Regions from separate parts of the Mus musculus genome. Here region 2 is linked to region 1. Evidence: chromatin loops called from intact Hi-C (ENCODE). Cell type or tissue: heart. All regions are shown on one strand.

Evidence for each region. Peaks named below come from ENCODE experiments on the same cell type or tissue, not always from the same donor. Only the 100,000 strongest peaks of a DNase experiment are listed, where the experiment ranks them.
Region 2: a loop joins it to region 1, with 3 times the contacts of the local background. A loop is called at or near these places in 2 of 42 quality-filtered maps.

The regions. Positions count from the first base shown.
Region 1 is chr9:77,780,529-77,783,028 of GRCm38, reverse strand. It overlaps Gclc (glutamate-cysteine ligase, catalytic subunit), which reads right to left. Exons shown (of 16, transcript NM_010295.2): 5 at 1,887-1,945; 6 at 1,662-1,795. Among named protein-coding and RNA genes, the nearest start is that of Gclc, 27 kb to the right of the region's middle. In heart, a CTCF peak has its summit at 1,402 (motif pointing right); no DNase peak of the experiment used is centred here.
Region 2 is chr9:77,388,976-77,391,475 of GRCm38, reverse strand. 5730403I07Rik (RIKEN cDNA 5730403I07 gene) reads left to right here. Exons shown (of 4, transcript NR_040378.1): 2 at 2,446-2,500. Among named protein-coding and RNA genes, the nearest start is that of 5730403I07Rik, 9.2 kb to the left of the region's middle. In heart, a CTCF peak has its summit at 1,176; no DNase peak of the experiment used is centred here.

The DNA of each region.
Region 1 (2,500 bases):
ACCAAACCCGACACTTACCTAGAATCTGGTTTTGAAACCACATAATTCTCTTAAGTAGAAAAAAGGAGGAGGAAAAAAAATCCATAGCAGGCCATGGCCTTTTTCTGAAGTGTAAAGATTTACTTCTCTGAGATGGTCTGGATATGGAACCCACACTGGCCTGAGCTCACACTCCCTCTGTAGCACTGGGATGCCAGGCAAGCACTATAGCACTCAGCAAGCTCACAAACTTGGAGGAGTTTTGTTTTGTCCAGTTAAGTCTACTATTAACTAAAAAAGTACTTACCATTTCTTTTTGTGCTTTTCTATAATAAATACTTCTTTCAGGTCCCAGTCAGAAGATATAAGGCAGGGACTTTTGTAGCTACTTCTGAGTTCATCTCATTGTGTCACTACAACCTTTTGAAGTGGGATACTGTAACTGGTTATGTTGGGGGAAGTACTAAACTCATACCTTAAATAGATTAGACAACTGTGTCTTTACATGAAAATGCTTGTCCCCACCAGTAGGACTCACTTATTTGCATAAATCAAGTGTCTCAAGCGAGACTGTCACTTTGTGCAACCCTGAAAGACCCTGGTTCAATATTAAGCCAAGGAAGGGCTGGGTTCCAAGAACACTCCCAGAATACTGAAGCCACACATTTTAAGTGCTGCAGCTTAATGATTAATTCCAGAAATGTTTGTACTTAAGATAAGAAAGCGGGTAACACAGTCAAAAGTCAGCCTTGTTTTAAATGATGTGTGACCGTTCTTAAGGGAACATTCTGGCGTCTGTTTGGAGGCTACATATCTGATTCTACTTAAATATGCAAAGGAAACAAAATACCTTTTCATGCTATAGAAACATGTAGCATGGGAAAGTCTGACTTGGGTATTAAATCTAAATTATCTGTACTTTCAAAAATAACAGTTGGGAGGCTAATGTGACAACTGTGTGTACAGCTGCAGCCCTAAGAAAAGAATGCTGAGTTTTGTGCCCTTTGTGCTGTGGCTACAGTCAGTTTAACTAAGTAAGCCAGCTCAGCATGGAGGCAGCAAGGGCAGAGACGACCACGGGCCTGTGTGGGCTGGGAGACTGCACTCCCCACTCTGCTCCTGAGGGAGCCTGGTGCAGTCACTGTTGGAGGCCATCAGTTATTTGATTAGTCCCAGCAAAAATTTTAACTGTTCGAACAGAGAAATACTATTGTATCTCTAGTGTAATTTAGCCAGGGGCAAGGCAAAGACTGTTAAATATTTATTCCTTTTAAACCACGAGGTAGCTTTGCACAAGAATAAAAATTTAAATGCCAAACAACCTTTGCCCTTGGATCATAAAGTCACTGGATTCTCTCACCAGAGGTCATTTTCAGAAATAGAGATCTGAGCCTTGTATAATATCCTCAAAGGCTGTCACTAGATGGCGGTAAAAAATCAGGCATCTAAAAAGGGCATTCACCAACATCTGTTTACCAATAGATACCAAGTTTAGTAACAACCACACACCTCTGTGGTAAACTGTGAATTTTCAGTCAAAAGACAGCTACAAAAGACTTTACTAAAGCAACATCATTTTTCAGAAGGTAAGCTATCTTTCGAATCAGATTAGAAGGTGACTTTAAACCAGACACATGCATAGTGAAGAGGACATTTAAGTCTCCATACAACACAGGCAATACCTGGAGACAGCAGTTGCCCATCCCGAATCCCATGGCATCCATGTAGATATGGTCTGGCTGAGAAGCCTTTGATGCCTCCGCATCTTCTGGAAATGTTTCTACAAATGGAGATGGTGTATTCTTGTCCTTGAATACTGCATTATTAATGAAAAGAAGAGGAGCTGAGAATCAAGGCTGCCGGTTGGACTATGCTGCCCCAGCCCCAGCCCAGCCCCACCCACTTACTTGGCACATTGATGACAACCTTTTCTCCTCTCCGATGCCGGATGTTTCTTGTTAGAGTACTACAGCAAGCAAACAAAAGGACAGGTCACCCAACAACTGCCACATTAGAATCTGAGCACATCGAACTGAATGGAACTGAATCCTACCGCAAACTAAAAATCCGAGACTGGCTCATGGCACGTGACATGCTACCCTAAGGGTTTCCTGAAAGGGGACTGGTGAGCAGCAGTTCCTGCGCTCTGCCTGGGGACCACCCCTTCTTGCTCACCTAGTCAGCACAGGTGTTCATGGCAACCACAGTCCAGCTAATTCTAACATTACTCATGAAAATTCCAATGATTTTAGTCAAATTTAAGAACTTAGGTTTTGGTTATCACTGAAGTCTCAAAATCACTTGCTTCAGCCCCCGATCCAAAACACAGACTGATTCTTACCTGATGCGCACATTATGGCCACCGACACTTGCAGTCACTGGTCCTAATTCAAACTCACAATTTTAACAGCACAAAGAGAGGAAAAAAAATTCCTCTCAGATTTTTGAACTGACTCTAAATTGCAGCAACACTTTAGATAGATGAGGTTTGATAAATTATGAAACCAAGGTTCACTTATTT
Region 2 (2,500 bases), 390 kb after region 1:
TTGAGGACGTATGTCACTGGTGGCAGGTGTTGAGGTTTCAAATCCTTGTGTCATTCTCGGTGCAGTTTCTCTGTCTGCTTCCCCTTGGTGGTTTTGGATATGAGTCCCCAGATCGCTGCTCCATTCACTGTGCCCTCCTCCCGTCACGCTTCCTTGCTGTGATGATGATAGACTTTTAGCTTCTGGGACAGTAAGCCCAAATCAAACAGCCACGGAAGAGACGTCACTATTATCGACAACAAAAGTTACCCATAACAATACAGCGGGTATGGCTGGAACCACATAGAATCTTCTTGGAAGAGATTCCTGTATGATGATACACCCAGCTGGTACAAAGCTCTCTCTGGACTTCTAGCTCTAGATCTGTTTATACATTTTCTTTATCGATGTAGACCAAAACACAACACCAGATGCCCCCCTCTGTCCCATGAGCACTTCTCCATGCCTCCCGCTTATGTGAGGCATCAGACTCCCCTGAGAAAGCCTTGCTCACGACACATGTCTATTTCATTGTGTCTTATGTGCCTTATGTGTTCATTTCCTTTGCTTCCACAACCTTAGGATCCCTAACCTATTTTTTCAAGCTTAAATTTCTTCTCGGCAGCAATTTCCTATCTCCATCTGTTCTTTCGAGGTTCGATTTTTGGATGTTGTTTTGTTTCCTTCAAGTCTTTTTTTCCAGAGTAGAATTTTGGTCTCTCCAGGTCTCCTGACAGCTGTTTTGATTTATGTCTCTGGATTCATCACTGCTCTTGGAAATGTTACTGTCTCCTATCTTTGTCTCTCATCTCAAATCAGCTCCTAAGGTCCCTTGGTAGTTCCTTTGTGAGCACCTCTGGATGCTGTCCTTCTTGCTATCCCTTTGTGCCTGGCCTTTCCCCCGCACCCCCCAAGTCTCTTTCCTCAAGCCACAGCTCCAAGTGCTGCAGAATCAGCCCTGTGAACATGTCATTCACAACCTGCCATCTCCTCCCAGCTGCCCTCAAAGGCCTACCCTTGCCTGAAGTTTAAAACCTGGCCATCTAGTGCTTAGCTCTCCACACTCCAGCTGCGGCTCAGGTCTGTAATGGCTGACCACCCTTGAAGTATCATTTCTTATTTTAAAAGGACAGACAGTGCCTCTCCTCGTGTTCTGAATGCTCCTGGCTTATTCCTCCCCCTTATGGTTGACTGAGGTTCTCCTCATTCCTTCCAGTCTTACTTCAGATGAGAAAACTGTATATCCAGGAACCCTTTCTAGTCTATGTGTGGTGAGGTAAGTGTGTGTGCACCTGTGTGTGTGTAGGTCAGAGGTCAATATAAGGTTCACTTCACTTTTTGAGGGTCTTTCCCCAAGCCTGGAACTCATCAGTCAGGTAGGCTGACTGGCAGATGAACTTCAGGAATCTGCCTTTCTCCTATTCCCTCTGTCTTCCCCTTACCACAAGCAGCAGCAGCAGCTTCCATGCCTGGCTTCTGGGTGCGCTGGGGATCTGAGGTCAGGCCCTCAGCCTTGTACAGCAGACCCTTTACTGACAGAACTGTTTCCACAACCCCAAGGATCTCTTTCAGTCAGCTAACCCTTACCTTTTCTTTCGTTCATTTGAGGCTGAAACAACTCCCATCCCATATGCTTGGTTCTTACCTGTAGGAAAATAGTGCCGACCAAGGTTGTCCTTAGTGACCATCACATAGATGACATGAGCGCAGTCTTGGCTCCATGTAGTGAGGAAACCACGCCACAGCCAGGTGTGTGAAGTCACAGGATGGCTTCCCGGCACAGGCTAACTGTTTAGGGTCCTCTGAACTCAGCTCTGTTTTAGAGCTTCTGAATTCTTGGATTGCTCCTTTCCACGCAGTGGTTGTGATGTATATTCTGTGTGTTCCCTTCTCAAGTAAAGTGTCTGTGTGCCCCCTCGAGGCCACAGCCATATAGTATGCCCATTCCCCAGCAGGACTAGAAGAAGTCTGTGTGCTCGAGTCGGCTCTGGATGCTGTGCAGGTTGAGCGGATTGGGGGTACTGCCTAGTTTTGAGATGATATAGTTAATTTCCATCAGTTATAAAAGCAGTCTCAAGTTCTGGGCTCTTGAGAGAAAATACTCAGAGAAGCCTTTTTAAAAATTTTTGTTTTATTATTATTATTATTATTATTATTATTATTATTATTATTATTATTTTTTAACCCCTGACTTTTACCACAAGGTCCGGTGGCATATACTCATTCTCCAAGTTATGCGGTGTGGACATCTAAAAAGTAACGCCGATGCAATGATCCCACGTAGTCCTTGCTGATTCTTGTCACAGGAAGAAATCAAACACCAGCGAAGTCCATGAGTCAGCAAATATGCAGTGACCCAGCCTGGGTCCAGTGTCTCCTCAGCTGGGTGGTTTTCTGTTCTTCCCTTTGACGTTGTATGTGAAATGTGGGTGGAAAGTTCTGACAAGATGTTTTTGTCTTTTTAAGGGTCCCTCGCTGAAACATCAAGTTGCTCAAAGGAAAGTAAGAAATGCCTGGCTTA